2 separate regions of the Homo sapiens genome follow, and region 2 is linked to region 1. A link is an interaction called in ENCODE POLR2A ChIA-PET data of the cell type or tissue named here. Cell type or tissue: GM12878. All regions are shown on one strand. Each heading gives the region's core, and the rest is flanking DNA. Links, peaks and the distances in the headings are about the cores only.

What was found. ChIA-PET counts read pairs that join two places held together with the same protein. Peaks named below come from ENCODE experiments on the same cell type or tissue, not always from the same donor. Only the 100,000 strongest peaks of a DNase experiment are listed, where the experiment ranks them.
Region 2: POLR2A ChIA-PET joins it to region 1 with 10 read pairs; 2 of 35 experiments call an interaction of 5 or more read pairs at or near these places.

What each region holds. Positions count from the first base shown.
Region 1 is chr2:176,881,829-176,890,349 of GRCh38, forward strand. No RefSeq gene overlaps it. Among named protein-coding and RNA genes, the nearest start is that of LINC01117, 250 kb to the left of the region's middle. In GM12878, for the core only: no CTCF peak of the experiment used is centred there; no DNase peak of the experiment used is centred there.
Region 2 is chr2:177,322,160-177,330,680 of GRCh38, forward strand. LOC100130691 (Putative uncharacterized protein FLJ44553) reads right to left here. Exons shown (of 9, transcript NR_026966.1): 6 at 1,080-1,237. Among named protein-coding and RNA genes, the nearest start is that of MIR6512, 13 kb to the left of the region's middle. In GM12878, for the core only: no CTCF peak of the experiment used is centred there; a DNase peak (open chromatin) is centred at 3,608.

The sequences.
Region 1 (8,521 bases), core at 310-8,309:
GCTCATCATCACTGGTCATCAGAGAAATGCAAATCAAAACCACAATGAGATACCATCTCATGCCAGTTAGAATAATGATCATTAAAAAGTCAGGAAACAACAGATGCTGGAGAGGATGTGGAGAAATAGGAACAGTTTTACACTGTTGGTGAGAGTGTAAATTAGTTCAACCATTGTGGAAGACAGTGTGGCAATTCCTCAAGGATCTAGAACTAGAAATATGATTTGACCCAGTGATCCCATTACTGGGTATATACCCAAAGGATTATAAATCATGCTACTATAAAGGCACATGAACACATATGTTTATTGTGGCACTATTCACAGTAGCAAAGACTTGGAACCAACCCAAATGTCCATCAATGATAGACTGGATTAAGAAAACATGGCACATATACACATATGGAATACTATGCAGCCATAAAAAAGGATGAGTTCATGTCCTTTGCAGGGACATGGATGAAGCTGGAAACCATCATTCTCAGCAAACTATCACAAGGACAGAAAACCAAACACTGCATGTTCTTACTCATAGGTGGGAGTTGAACAATGAGAACACATGAATACAGGGTGGGGAATATGACACACCACGGCCTGTTGGGAAGTTGGGGGCTGGGGGAGGGATAGCATTAGGAGAAATATGTAATGTAAATGATGAGTCGATGGGTACAGCAAACCAACATGGCACATGTATACCTGTGTAACAAACCTGCATGTTGTGCACATGTATCCTAGAACTTAAAGTATAATAATAAAAAAAAAAAATTACCTACAAAAAAAAAAAAAACAAGGAAAAAAAAAGAAAGCATGTCTTAGAGCTTCTGTGTCTCTCTGGCAGTGAAATCAAAGATGGGAGTATAATAGTTACTGGGTACCATGTCCCAACGCCGTAAAGAAACTGGTCTGCAGTAGAAGAGGAAGATATTAACAAGCAGAAAGGGGTAGAGCATAACAAGGAATAGACATGGAAGGTGTTGGTGGCATTAGTCCCAGATTCCACTTGTCCTCCTCCCTGCAATCTGATATTTCCACCATATAAATATAATAGATATAAATAAATTCAAGAGATAGGTAACAGCAAAATATAGTAAAATACTTAGGAAGAGATAGGTTGTTTTATGTATTTATTGCCTTTGCTCTTCATGCAATTTATTTAATTGAAAGTTTACATAATTTTTAATGATGACTGTTTAACAACTAGCTTGAAAAATTTCCCATCAGTTCTGGTATGATACAAGCATATGAGCATATAAGTTCTTGTATGAGTGGTACAAGCATATTCATTGAGCATTGGTAACCTTAAGTACATATATATATATATATACACACACACACATATACATACACATACATATACACTAAAGTTTTACATTTTTATGTACTTTATCAAAATTTTGCGGTTTTGGCATTTAGTATTGTATTAGAAAGGTCTCCTCCTGTTAGAATATTATTAAAATATTCATATTTTCTTCCAGCATTTTAATAGTATTATTTTTTCATATCAAAATTGTTAATTTATCTGAAATTTATTTCCATGTAAAGTGTGAGGTAAGGATCTAAACTTTTCCCCCAAATATTAGTCTGTTATCATAATGTCTTTTATTTGAATAAACCATCCTTCTACTTTACCTTTATATTACATTCTAATGAATATTTAGATCCATTCTGTGGACATCTATTCTGGCCCATTGATTGATTTCTACTGTTATGGCCAGTATCACCCTGTTCTAATTAGTGACTCTTTAAAATACATTTTTATCTCTTTTAGAGCACCTTACCCACTACTCTTTTCTGAGCTATTTTTGTGTAATATTATTCCAAATGAATTATATAATTTTTGTCAGATTTCAAAAAATCCCATTAGAACTTTGATTGCATTTGCATTAAATTTTTGCCTCCTCACAATATTGAATTCTGCCATCCAAGAACATGATATTTTATATCTATACCTATATGCCTGTAATCTACATCTATACCTATATGCCTGTAATTCTATCTCCATTTATTCAAGTCTTCTTTTATTTCTAATAGTTCATATATATATATATATATATATATATATATATATATATATATATTCTTTTAATTTGGGTCTTGTACTTTTCTTGTTGTTTATTTCTACCAATATTATATTTTGTTGTTATTACTAATGAAATTTATCATCCTGTTCAATCAGAAATTTTCAGTTAAAAGTACAAAAGGGTCAATTTTGACTATTGCTTTGTTTGTATATTTACAACTGATCACTTTTCTGGCTTTTGTTTGTTTGTTTGTTTTTTGAGATGGAGTCTTGCTCTGTCACCAGGCTGGAGTGCAGTGGCGTGATCTCGGCTCACTGCAACCTCCGCCTCCCGGGTTCAAGTGATTCTCCTGCCTCAGCCTCCCAAGTAGCTGGGACTACAGGCACGTGCCACCACGCCCAGCTAATTTTTGTATTTTTAGTAGAGACAGGGTTTCACCATGTTGGCCAGGATGGTCTCGATCTCTTGGCCTCATGATCCACCCATCTCGGCCTCCCAAAGTGCTGGGATTACAGGTGTGAGCCACTGCGACCGGCCACTTTTCTGGCTCTCTTAATGATTCTATTAGTTCTTTATTTGATTCCTATCTGAAAGTAAAAATGTTTTTACTTTATTTTCAATACTTACACCTCTTACTTCCTTTTCTTGTCTGATTGCATTGTTGAAGACTGCCAAACAACACTGAATAATGGTAAAACTAGACATCCTTGCCTTGTTGCTTCTTTTCATGCAAATTGCTCTAGCTGTTGTCTTCAGATACATTTTTATTATTTTAAAGTATATCATTATAATCTCATTTAACTAAAAGATTTTATCAGTTAAATGTTGATTTTTATCAAATGCTTTCCTGCCTTATGAGAAGACTTATCTGGTTTTTCCTTTATTGTAGTAATAAGTATTCTAATGTTGACCTGTTCTGCATTCCTGAAGGACACCCTACCCTTAAATTAGCGTGATGATTTCTACAGAATAGGTACAAAATATATAGATTAATTTACTAATCAATTGATTGGGAAATGAAAATAAAAGTCGCTGATCCTCACTGTTGTTAGGAAGTGAAATTACTGTGGTTATTTTGTCCTCCTTAGGATAATAAGAACAACAAAGACCCAAATTAATTAGCTCCAAGAATGATGAATGCCAAGGAAGAAATTTTCCTGGATATTAAGTTTCAATTCCTGAGAGAAAGTAGTTACTGGCTTCTAAGTAGATTTTTACATCCCTTGACTTGATAAATGTTAAAGTGAGTATAAAACAACAGCACTCAGAAAGTTGGCCTAATTCAACTACTGTTTACAATGGGTGGACATGTTGGATAGGTTAACATCTGAAAAACAGATGTTCCCTGTTGTGGAAACCTTAGGAGGTATTATTATTCTGTCTAAGAAAGTTTAAGTGGGCTAACGACTTTAGTAGGGACAATTTCCTGTGGCAGAGACTGCGTCTGCCAGATCCATGTTAAAAGTGTGCCAATATGCTGACTTTTGCACCCCATCCACAGTGAATGATTCTCCTTGCTGTTTCCATACTCCAGCCATGAAATCTGAGCCCAGAAGGGGGACTACCTCTTTCTCTCTCAGCTCCCGTACTTCTGTGTAGAACTAGGTCTGACTCACTCCAACTATCCTAATATTCAAAATCTGTCAAGGAAGATGGTAGCCTTGCCCTTGAAATACAATGTCTGGATATTCACATTTCTTTCAGTCAAGAAACACTTCCTGACAACTAGCTTCTATTCCTCAAACTCTCTTTCTCTTATAATTAGTGTTTTAAATTGCTTTCAAAATGCTTCAAAAAAAGTTCTTGCCCTTCTAGCTGGCCTTCCTTATTAGGGATCAAACTAACTGAGAAATTGCTACACAAAATCAAATTCTCCCAGCTTTATTGAGCACCTACTATGTACCAAGTACCAAAGCAGATGCAAGAGGGGACTGGGGAGGGAAAGATTAGGAAACTTTTAGAGTAAAGATGACTCAGACCTGGTTCGTGCCTTAAGAAGCTTGTGAGTTACCTGAGAAGCAAACACCAGAAACAAAATTATTCCCTAAGGGCACTTTCCATGGATTGTGACTTCCAAAGGAGAATCCACATATGGGGGAGTGTTATCTGCAAACACACAATACAAAGCATTTCACGCTACTTGATGTTTATATAGATCATTTTCCAAGAAAATAAAAGTGGTTTATATATGGTTCCTACAACATCTACACAATTCCCTCACCTGCCAAGGCCTCTGCTTCCCTTCATACACACATAGGCCTTTAATTGACTTCAAAGGGAACTTGGTGCATAAAGGGAGAGGCACACAGAGGCTGAAATGCACACACACTGCCATTAATCTCAGAACACTTCTCTGCGCTGAGGAGGCAGGAAGTACTGTTATAGCCCTTTAAAAACAAAGGAATTGGACATAAAGGTTAATCATCTTTCCCAGAGCCAAAATGGTTCCCAGGAGTTTAGCATGGTGGTGAGGTGCTTCAGCTCTGAAGTCAGACAGCTGGAATTTGAATCTTGGTCCCAACACTCATCACCAGTGCAACCTCAAGTAACTGACTTAACCTCTCTGTGGTTTCTTCATTGGTAAGATGGAGATTTTAAAAATGGCTACAATATAAGTTTGTTTTGAAGCCTGAGTAAGTCAAAACCTCTAAAATATTAGAGTACTGATTACCATATACTAATTACTCAATAAGTATTTATAAATATTATTCTGGAAGCAATAGTGCAAATAGCTCCCAGACTTTTGCATAAGTATTAGATTTAGGTCACAGCCAATCCAGCAAGTGAAACTTTCAAGATAGAATTCACCCCAAGCCATCCCACTGAATTAGAAATAACAAAACTGGCTCCAAACTAGCTCAGCAAACCTCAGACAAAAATAAGGGACTCTCCTTCCCTCCCCTACCGTAATGTCTTTGTTTTCATTATCCTGAGTATACAAAACTGAAATATGCTTCAGCTGAAATTATACACTTCCATTGTCATGTTTCTTCTCTTTTTTTATGTCAGGATCACAAAGATGACATAGGACCTGAGAAGTTTCATTTTGCCCCAGGAAGATTACCTGGCTATTTCCAAAGAGATGCTGCACATGAGTCTTGAGGAAGGAAAGAAGAGTTCATTCTTATCACCAAGCTGTAAAAACACCTAAATCAAATTGTCAGGTCATCCTTCAATTCCAGTTAGTTTCATAAGGGATGTATTATTTATACATGATTACAAACTATGCTCTAAAACATCCATACACAAAGCAAAACTGGATATTAAAAACCTCAATCTGTAAAAACTTGCATTCTGCCCCAAACAGACAAGTGGCTGTCATGTGGGAATCTGTGCTATAAATGTACTGCAATGTAATAGAAGAGTAATTAAAAATCCCTAAAGTAGACCACCACCACTACTCAGCAAAACCTTAGATCAGCCTCTGCTAACTTAGGAGGTTAATGCTCGTCAGTCTTCAGTAAACTTCTCAATTCCACTTCTATTTGATTCATTCACCTTACCCCTTTGCATGGTTACAGATGAACACTACTGGCCCCAGGCTGACTGACATAGGTAATAAACTGAACTCGACTGGTGTTGAACATAGGTCCGTGCTCAAGAGCCATTAGCATCAGATGAATTATGACTTCAGGTGACTTGTCCAAAGTCACACAGAAAGTTTTAGTAAGAGATTCACATGTCTGCTTCCTTGGAAACATTTTAAACATTATCCATTACCACTACTAATGGATAAAATGACTCAGGACATATACCAACCGATAATGCACTGGGCATCAAAGCCATTAAAGGAAGAACATAGAAATGTTACTGTTTATATTTTTAATTTGTTTAGGTGTAGAAGAGCCCTGTGAAATAACTGCTCTGATCCCAATAACCACCCCTGTCTGGGAGCTTCCTTCCTTACCCTGCAGGGTAACCCCTTGGCAGCTATGTTTGCACTATATCATCTCTAAAAAAAAAAAAAGGGCAGAGATGGCCTAAGTTGGGCCAATCATATTATCTCTCCTGAGAATATGGTCTCTTCTTGACAGGTTTGAAAATAATATAAAGGGGACTGGAAAACCTAGTCAGGGAACTGCATGTTGTCATCAGGATAACATCACCTTATTCAGAAAATCACTAGTCTTCCTGCAGGGAACAATGGTCTGTGACTGAAGATCCAGCAGCACCGCAGGAAGGTGGCCCTGCCATCAGCTGTCTGTGTGAGGAGCTGAAAACTGAGGCAGGCCTGCCATTCAGGAGGAGGATGCAGCGTCCACGTGGGAGGATGATTCCACCTTGTCGGGAATGTCAGGAAGGTTGCTCCTTCACCTTCCTGGCTCACTCCCTGGGACCACCTTCTGCACTTTCGGGTTTCATCTCAAGACATTTATTTAGCAATTTTCACGTACACCATACCTTATTATTAACTTTATAGTCTCTGTGTTGTACAATAGGTCTCTCGAATGAATTTCTTCTAACTGAAATTTTGTATCCTTTGACAAACATCTTCCCAGTCCACTCTCCATCCCACCCCAGCCTTTGGTAACCACTATTCCACTCTTTGCTTCTATGAGTTTGACTTTTTTTGATTCCATATATAACTGAGAACATGCAGTATTTGTGTTCCTGTGCCTGGGTTGTCTTTCTGTGCCTGGCTTATTTCACTTAACATAATGTCCTCCAGGTTTATACATGTTGCAAATGACAGAACTCCCTCCTTTTTTAAGGCTAAATCATACTCCATTGTGTATATAAACTACATTTTCTTTACCCATTCATCTGTCAATGAACATTCAGGTTGATTCTGTATCTAGACTATTGTGAATAGTGCTGCCATGCACATGGGAGTGCAGAATCTCTTTGAAATACTGATTTCATTTCCTTTGGATATATATTCAGAAGTGGGATTGCTAAGTCATATGACAGTTCTATTTTTAACTATTTGAGGAACCTCCATACTGTTTTTCATAATGGCTGTACTAATTTATCTTCCCACCAACATATGCAAGCATTCCGTTTTCTCCACATCCTCACTATCACTTTATTTTTATATTTTTTATAATAACCACTCCAACACACGTGAAGTGATATCTCATTGTGGTTTTAATTTGCATTTCTCTGATGATTAATGAGGTTGGACACTTTTTTCATATACCTGTTGGCCAGGCATTTCCTTATTCATAGAAAGTGGTAAAATCATCCTCTTTAAGGGATTAATTGTAAATAACTTTAAATGTTACTACTTTAAAGAGTATTTACATTTCTATAAGCATTGCTAGCAGTAGTAATAGTAGTAGTAGTAGTAGCAGTAATAGTGATAACTGCTAACAATTCAAAGACTTCTAAGCTGCTACAGGCCCTGGCCAGCCCCTATAAGCTCCATTACTGTGCTTAAGTATTCTCCTACATAGACACCCACCCTACTCCAAGAATAGTCTCCAAAAGTCTTGATGAAATCTCTCACAGTGGCCTTCCACCTTAGATTGCCTCCTTTGTTGACTTTATTCAGATGTCTCAGAATCCAACACACAAGGAACTGACAGAATGGGATATAGGATTAGGAGTCACTGCCTGGAAATGCAACCTATGGGAACAGATGTGATCTCCCAGGGAAAGAGCATAGAGTGGGAATAGCACCAAAGACTGATTTCAGGGTAAGGGGAGAGCTAATGGAAATGGAGGGAGCAGAGGAGTCAGAGAAGAAGAGGAAGAACCAACAGAAATCTCAGTGAAGTAGAGGTGGAGAGAAAGCTTTTAAGAAAAAGGGATGGGCTATAGTGCCAGAGGCTGAAGAAAGATGCAGGCTGAGAATGGCAATGGGGCCAGCAACTGGGAGACATCAGAGCACTGGCCTTATTTATCTCCAAGCATGAGCAGGTGACAGGAAGAGCATCAGCTGGCAGGGTGGTTATGATGTGCCAGGGAGGAGACAGGACTCAACAGCAACAAGAGGCCAAAGACTAATTGGCTAAAACTAGTCCCATGGAGCCACAGATATTGAAGTTGCCAAACTCAGAAAAAGTCCATCAATGTTGTATAGAAAATAATTAAGATTACTCATCAATGTCCCTCTTGCCTTACCACCACCATTATGCCACAGTTAAGGCACGGCACACTGTCTTAGATGGATGAATACTACTGTGCCTGGTGACAATAATGATAGCAACATATTGACCAGCATAAACCCAGCTACGTGGACTCCTTAAACTGATTTTATTTATCTGTCCTTTACTTGTAAAACAGAGAGAAAAATTGCCAAAAATATTTCAGAACTTTCCTCCACAAAGAAATATAAGATTTATACTGATTCAACTCCACTCCATATCTTTTCCAGCCACACAAAACAATAAGAGCTGATATTTGGGATAATAACCTGAAACAAAAATCCGTAATCACTGAAGAAATATTTATGCCCAAATACTTCACTGAACAAAAACTGTATACTTTCAGAAGCTCTATTCCACTTAATCTTGACAAGAACACTAGGAGGTAGATAGTATCTCATTAGAGTTAGT
Region 2 (8,521 bases), core at 288-8,287, 440 kb after region 1:
GAACCCGGGAGGCAGAGCTTGCAGTGAGCTGAGATTGCACCACTGAACTACAGCCTGGGCAACAGAGCGAGACTCCGTCTAAAAAAAAAAAAAAAAAAAAAAGAAAGTTATAAGTCAAGTCAAACTGTTAAATAAAATATGTTCCATTTTCCTACCTTGATAACTCTAACTTCCAAAAGACCTGAAGGTCAGGTTTGAATGTGCAATGCTTGGAATCCTTAGAGTTCTGCACCAGGACAAAGAGGCATGGAGAGAGCTGGACCCCAACCTGAAACGTTCCCCTCTCCTCCCATCCTTGACTCTGAATGAGAAGGCCCTCTCATGCATGCATGTAGATGCCCCAGTTCACGCATCCATACCCTGTGCATGCCTCTGCAAATAGGCTATCCTTGGCTACCTCTCAGGCTGACCACACACACTAGTGGCATGGTTTGCCCTTGGGAGGATGGGTCTGGAAAAGAAGTCTAGGCAGGCCCTGGAAGTGGGCTTGGGGCATTTGAGCAAGGAATCCTGAGGTGGTCCAAGTTATCCAGAGTGTGGTCTAGAAGGGAGCAATGTGGTAATGTGGTTCTGAGTGGACACATCCCCTAGGTGCCACAGTCTCCTCACCCTGTAGTAAGGGGTGCAGCCAGGGAGGGTAAAAGCACGGCCTTCTAAAAGCCTAAAGGCAGTACCAGCAAGAGCCGGTATGTGGAATGTGAGTATTAGCATAAGACATGGAATCCTGGCACACACCTCAGGCCTGCTTCAGCAGGAGGAAGGAGGCTGGATCAAACTTGTCCAGACAGGGAAGATGGATCATGCTCACTCACCCTGGAGGGGTCACAGAAGTTTATCAATTCCTGGCAAAACGGAACAGCCCAATCTGGGAGAGCCTGCCCAGATCTAAGTGCCAGTTTAGTTAATGATTTAAAGGGGCATTTACCTTTTCGCCTTATGGAGAAAGTATCTGGAAGATTCTGGTGTTATTTTTATTGGGGCCACTGAACTTTCTGTTTGTGCTCCTCCTTATGAACCCTGCTCCCTCCTCCTCCACTGTTCTCACAGTGCCAAGGGCCCATCAGTCCTCGCTTGCTTGCCTTCCTCTCAGCCAGTTAACTCCATAAGGATTTCAGCAATAATCCTGATAGGTGCCCTCACGCACTTGGTTCTTCATCCATTCATGTCTTCCAAATCTCCATCCTTCAATGAAGTCCATCATGTACTTTCTGTTTCTGCTCCCAAGCAAAAGATATTGCTGAAAATTAAATTAAAAATGTAAAAATCTGACCCAAGCCAATATCAGCTGACTGGTCCCAGCTGAGCCTTTACTACTCCCAGGTAATTCTCTGATTTTTCAAAATTTCCTTCCTTCCACAGTCCTCACTTTTCCTTTTCTAAATCCTTCCTGTTTCCTTCAAGCCCCAGTCCCACTGTATGCAACTTTCTCCTTTTGCTTAATAGAAGAAATCAAGATTCTCCAATGTGGGTATCCTCTCATTGCTTTTTCTCTACTGAGAAATACTTAAAGATGATATCTCTTTTTCTGTTTCATTTCAGAGAAGGAAGAGTAACTTCTCCTTTCCACAATTTGTTTTCCTTTTGGGTCCTGCATCCTATGGACTCCTATTTCCTGTAAACATTGCACCAGGCATGGCCCCTGCTCTTTTATCCCCACCCTCCCCCCTCAATCTGTCAGCCCCATCCTGGCTCATTTCTATCCCTGTTGAGCCTAGATGCCATTGTCCATCACTTTGAACATTGTTTTCATAAAATCATCCATCATTTCGCCCCTTGATCCTTCTGCCCCATCGTCTCAGAAATCCCAAGTCTTGGATCAACCTACCACCCATTTTCTCAGCTCTTACCATTGGCAGCCCAAGTTATTAAAGAAAATCACACAATTATTTCCCTTCTACCTGGGTTGCCAACCTGCCCCTTTACCCCCATCAACACACACATACCCAGACAAACACACGCACACCCCACCTGACTCTTTTGTCAGTAGAGTGGAAAGCAAATTAACAATTGTGGAGATCGTCTGACACTGAGAGGGACCCAGGCTCTACATTACACAATTTAAATACTAGTGCCCATACCAGTTTTGGTCTCTAACCTGTTAGATTCTCAGGTGATTATAATCCTTATACTGGTCCTTCTCCACTTAATTCTCTTTTATACGTCCCTTGGTAATAACTCTAATCCTATGGAACTCTCAACCCCTACCCTTTTTACTCTTCTCTTCTTTTCTTTATTTCTCCTTTTGCATTCACCAAACCTTGACACATGCCCTATATTCCTCTTTCTCTTCTACTCCAATCCAATCAGTTCTCACATCCTATTGATCTTCCCTCCCAAACATCTCCTAAACCCACCCCCTCCTCTTCATTTTGTCATTTTCTTTTCCCTTTTTAAAAATTTCTATTTTGTAGAGACAGGGTCTCACTATGTTGCCCAAGCTGGTCTTGAACTCCTGGTTTCAAGCAATCCTCCCACCTGGGGCTCCAAAGTCCTGGGATTCAGGCCATTTTGTCATTTTCTTAACTCAGGCCTTCATCATCTCTGCCTGGCCTCATTAAATTGTCTATTAAATGGAACTCCCTGATACTAGCCTCACTTCTCTCCGATTCATCCTCCATAGTCCTCTCAGAGTGATACTGCCTAGAAAAGGGAAGTAGAGGCTGAGTTGGGGGTGAGAGAATGGGAGGAAGGGAGGGTCAAAAGAGAGGAAGACCCAATATCTGGAAACCAAAGAGGAACACTGAGGGGAGAATAGAAATGTCTCCATTTAAACCTCCTTTTATGTCTCCTCATAAAATTGTTGGTCAAATCCACATTACTCACCTCTACTCTGTGGAGTTTATTTGCTTTTGGGGAAACACAATAAAGTACTAAGTCCTGCTATAAGACAGGGCACATGAAGCCAGCACCTGGCTTGCACATTCAATTTATTCTTCAGTCATTCATTCATTTATTATTTAACGATATTTATTGAGTACCTATCAGGTGTCAGATACGTGCTAGTGCTGGAGAGTGAACACTGATCGAGACAGATATTCTTGTCTTAAAAGCATTAATAGTCAAGTGGGAAAACAAACAAAATAGTTAGAATATGATAAGTGCTATGATATGAGAAGGTTATGGGTGTGCATAGCAGGGACAAATCAAAGTCAGAGGTAGGAGGGAGGTCAAGGAGGACTTAGGGAAGAGGTGGTGTTTAACTGGAGATCAGAGGAATGTGCAGGAATTAGTGAGGTGTAGGGAAAAGTTGAAGAGAATTTTCTAGGAATGTGAGACAGTCCAGAGGCAACAGAGTACAGTGAACCCATGGAACGGACAGAAGAGAGGAAACTGTGGCAAATGAGGTGGGAAAGGTCATCTGTAAACAGATCTTAACTTGTAAATCAAGTTTACATGTTTAGACTTTATCCTAAAGGCAATGGGGAAGCTACAGATGGCTTTAAGCATCTGTAAGTGATGCTTACACAGTGAAAGACCTGTTCAGATTTGTGATTTAGAAAGAACACATGACAGGATAATATGTGAAGTATTAATGGAATGTATTCTCTCCACTCATTTCTCTACTTGGGCTCTGGGCTGCCCATCTGCTCCTTGCCTGCCACCAACATACACATACATAGACAAACATGCACACACCCCACCTCACTCTTTCGCCAGGAGAGTGGAAAGCAAATTAATGATTGTAGAGATTGTCTGCTGCTGAGAGAAATCTAGACTCTACATTGCACAATTTAAATACAAAGGGCTCTGCACTTTAACTCAGAAATGAAACAATTAAAATGAAACCAACTCATACAAATGTGTAAATGTGAATTGGTTTTTCACCTCTATGCTGTGAGGGGAGAAGAAATGATCTGATCAGAAAGCAGATGTGCAGGGCAAAAGGAAGGAATGTTCCTGGATTACTTCGTGGCATTATGGGGGACATGGCTGCCCCTTTCTGAGATGAAGCTACATGGGACCTGCATGTGCACCCAGACAGCCCATCCCCACCCTTCAAAGCTAGCAGGATCTGGTACTTTAGACAGCACACTGGGGCCTGCCTGTGCTGAGAGCATAGGCAACAATGGTATTAGCGGCTCAGGCTAGCTTTAGAGTGACCCCAGAAATGACTAGATGGACAGCTCCCCCAGCCCCACCCGCTACTCACACATGGACCTCCATCTTCTTCCCCACTTCCCTTGGGTAGCCAGCCCCAAGAGGCCCAAGAGTAAGAGGCAAGAACAGGGGAAGGAAGGTTTGAAACTGAATTCTGAACTGAAGTATTTATGGAATCTCAGTTGACAAATCACTGAATTCATTTAAGATAATCTAGATGAAGTTGTCCACCAGGAGGAAGGCTGGAGGTTCAGATTCCAAAATCAAATTTACTCCAGGAAAAAACATCCCATGACTGCACACCTGAGGGTTTGTGGACTCTTGCATCTGTGAGACTCCTTGCTCATTACACTCACATGGCTACTGCATGGTGAATGGTTTGAGATGAAGATTGGAAACAGGGGTTTAGGTGAGACCTGATGAGAGTAGAGGGGAAAGAAGACAAGAAAAAAGGTAGGAGAGGTATTCAGGTGGCAGGATCAAGAGTTCTTGGTGATGCAATTGGACATGAGGTATGATGATGAGAACAGTGAGGAATGATACACAAGTGACTAGCTGCAGCAATGAGTCCATGGCAGTGCTTGCTACCTCCAGGGGGAACTCAGGAGGAGATACACAGATTTGAAGAGAAAATGAGTTCAGTTTGAGTTTAAGATGCCTGTGGAACCTATAGGGTCTGAAGCTCAAGAGAAGGGTTGGAGATGGAGAGAGCTATCTGGGAGCAGGTAGATAGTGCCATAGATACTCAGGAAAGAGAAAGTATCAAAAAGGAGGATATGTTAAATGCTGCCATCAGGTCAAATAAGGAGAGAACTGAAAAGTGCCCCTTGAATTTAGCTACATGGAGATCATGGGTTATTTTGGAGAGAGGAATTTTGGAGAGTGAGTGGGAGGTGAGGAAGTTAAAACAGTGAGTGGACAACTTTTCCAAAAAGTTTAACTGGCAAGAGAAGAGAGGACGGTAGATGGAAGAGGATGTGGCTTTTTTAGTCTGAGAAGGGAGGAGCCAGTGGAGAGGAAGGGGTTGAATATAAAGGTAGGAGTATGAAGGAATAACTGAGAGAGTGAGGTCAATGGGAAGTCAGAGAGAGATGGGACCCAGAGCATCAGGCCAAGAGATTGGCCTTGGATGGAGGTAGGGGGAGTTTTTCTGTTATAATAAGAGGCAAGGTCAAAAAAATGTATAAAGATGCAAGTAAGTTTATAGGTTGTGGGTGGGTGTGGTGGCTCATGCCTGTAATGCCAGCACTTTGGGAGGCCAAGGCAGGTGGATTGCTTGAGCTCAGGAGTTTGAGACCAGCCTGGACAACATGGGAAATCCCATCTCTACAAAAAATTAGCCAGGTGTGGTGGCATGCGCCTGTAGTCCCAGCTACTCAGGAGGCTGAGGTGGGAGGATCACCTGAACCCAGGAGGTTGAGGCTGCAGTTAGCCATGATCATGCCACTGCACTCCAGCCTGGGCGACAGAGTGAGACCCTGTCTCAAAAAAAAAAAAAAAAAGTGTATAGGTTGTTATGGAAAACTGAGACTGCTCACATCTCATAACATCCACACCCACCCAACTCTGATATGTGGGGGAAAAAAAATCACCAATTGAGAATGAGAAGGTAGAGAGGCCAACATAGGGAGGTGCAGGAAGAGGCAAATCCTTGAAATAGCCCCTCTGGAGGCTGAGAAAACAAGCAGGCCGGGGAATAGAGTAGGACTGCAGGCAGCAGTGAGGTCCCACTTGAGGTTGCTGAGCATAAATTTAAGGTAGCCCCAATCTGTGTGACAGGGTGATTTTTTTCCTACAGTGCCCAACAGCCTAGGTAAAGGAATGGCCAAGACAGACAGCTGGATTCAGGGTATACACTCTAAAATTTGTCAGGCAGATAAACCAGAAGAATAATGAAGTAATGGAGTTGAGAACACCGGTCAGAGGCCAATGTTATGAGTCATGGAGTCCTTCCTCAGTAGATAAGGAATAGGGGACAGCAAGCTTATTATAGATAAAGAGAAAGGAGAAAGCAGAAAGACTGCAGATCTTAATAAGTTTGGAAGATAAACGTAGTGAAAATAACCAAATGAAAAGAATTGGAGGACTTAAAAGTCAAGGGTTCAGAGGTGCTGTGGTTTGTTGAAGACATGGCCTAGGGGTGGCCATGGGATTGAGTGATTGAAGCACAATGGAGAAGGTAATTGGAGATGGAATCAAGAAACTGAGAAGTCAGGTATGTTTCACAGAAATACCTAGATAGCTAAAGAGGGGGAGGGATAGCATTAGGAGAAATACCTAATGTAAATGACGAATTATTGGGTGCAGCACACCAACATGGCACATGTATACGTATGTAACAAACCTGCACGTTGTGCACATGTACCCTAGAACTTAAAGTATAATAATAATAAACAATGGTCATTGAAGAGGCTGGGTGTATCAGGGAGTTTGCTGACGATGGAATGAGATTCCCAACGTCATAGAGGAAAAGTTTTAGAGGAAAGGGAATGTAAGAGATATAAGAAAAAAAGTTTTTCGTAATCTCACATACTCAACCAATACAACACTTCCAGTCACCAAAATGTCTGGAGGTTTTCCTCTACCTACAACCAATTCTTCAGTGGACATAATTATCCTATAATTTAACACAATTTTCCTATAATCACTATCTACGTGGAGATAGCATTAGATCCCACAGGCAGAAGGCTCAGTCTCCCAAGATTGCTTCCACTTCAGATGCCAATTCCAAGTAGTAGGTTGTTACCTATACTTCTGACGACTGGTCATAAATTGGGGGTTCCTATGAGGATTCTGCTCCTCGGGTTCAATTAGTTTGTTAGAGCAGCTCACAGAACTCAGGGAAACACCGCTTACATTACCCATTCATCACAAAGCATGTGATGTGGTTTGGATCTGTGTCCCCACCCAAATCTCTCATCGAATTGTAATCCTCAGTGTTGGAGGTGGGGCCTGGTGGGAGGTGATTGGATCATGGGGGCGGATTTCCTCCCTGGTGCTGCTCTTGTGACAGTGAGTGAGTGCTTTCAAGATCTGGTTGTTTAAAAGTGTGTGGCATCTCCCCACTCTCTCTCTTCCTTCTGCTCTGGCTATGTAAGATGTGTGTGTTTCTTCTTCTCCTTCCACCATAATTGTAAGTTTCCTGAGGCCTCTTCAGAAGCAGAAGCTGCTGTGCTTTCTGAACAGCCTGCTGAACTCTGAGCCGATTAAACCTCTTTTCTTTATAAATTACCCAATCTTAGGTATTTATAGCAGCGAGAAGGGACTAATACAGGATGTTACAAAGGATATAGATGAATAGCCAGATGGAAGAGATGCACAGGGCGAGGGATGGGGGAAGAGGCATGAAACTTCCCTGCCCTTTATAGACATTCCACCCTCCAGGGACCTCTACATGTTCAGCAACCTGGAAGCTCTCAGAACTCTGTCCTTTGGGTTTTTATGGAGGCTTTATTAGGTAGGCATGATTAATTACATCATTGGCCATTGGTAATCAACTCATCTTTCAGCCCCTCTACCCTCTCTAGAAGTTGGAAGGTAAGGCTGAAAGTCCCAACCCTCTAATCATGCCTTGGTCTTTCCGGTGATCAGCACCCCTCTTGAAGCTATCTAGGGCTCCCCAGCCACCAATGTCTTATTAGCATACCAAAGGCACTCTTATCACTCTGGAGAGTCCAAGGGTTTTAGGAGCTGTGTGCCAGGAACCAGGGGAAGAGACCAGATATATATTTCTTTTCCTTTTTTTTTTTTTGAGTCACCCTGTTACCCAGGCTGTAGTGCAGTGACGCAATCTGAGCTCACTGCAACCTCTGCCCCCTGGGTTCAAGTGATTCTCCTGCCTCAGCCTCCCGAGTAGCTGGGATTACAGGCTCCTGGCACCACGCCCAGCTAATTTTCGTATTTTTAGTAGAGACAGGGTTTTACCATCTTGGCCAGGCAGGTCTTGAACTCCTGACCTTGTGATCCACCTGCCTTGGCCTCCCAAAGTGCTAGAATTACATGCATGAGCCACTGCGCCTGGCCCAAAAATATATTTCTTGTCACAATACCACAGGGTGGAATGGGAAACTGAGTCTAGTATGAGGATGAGAGTTCATAAAAGGATAACTCATTGAAAGAACTCCCTCTAGGACACACATTAAGGATACTGAGGGTCTGAGGGATGGTGGGTTTAGTGGGCTGCACAGATGCAGAATTAGTGGGAGTGGAAGAACATTTAGGCCTCTTAGCCTTCAGCTTTGTCCTGGGTGTGTCATACTTCCAAGGCTCCTGAGTCTCTGGAAGGAGTGAGCTGAGTATTGATTCCAGGGATAGGTTCAGAGCTGAGGGTTGCTGGTGTGTAGCACTGGACTGGTGTGGTCTTTGAGATGAATGCAGGCCTGTCCCAGCTCCTTCACTCCCTCATATGCCATACTGTCTCAGT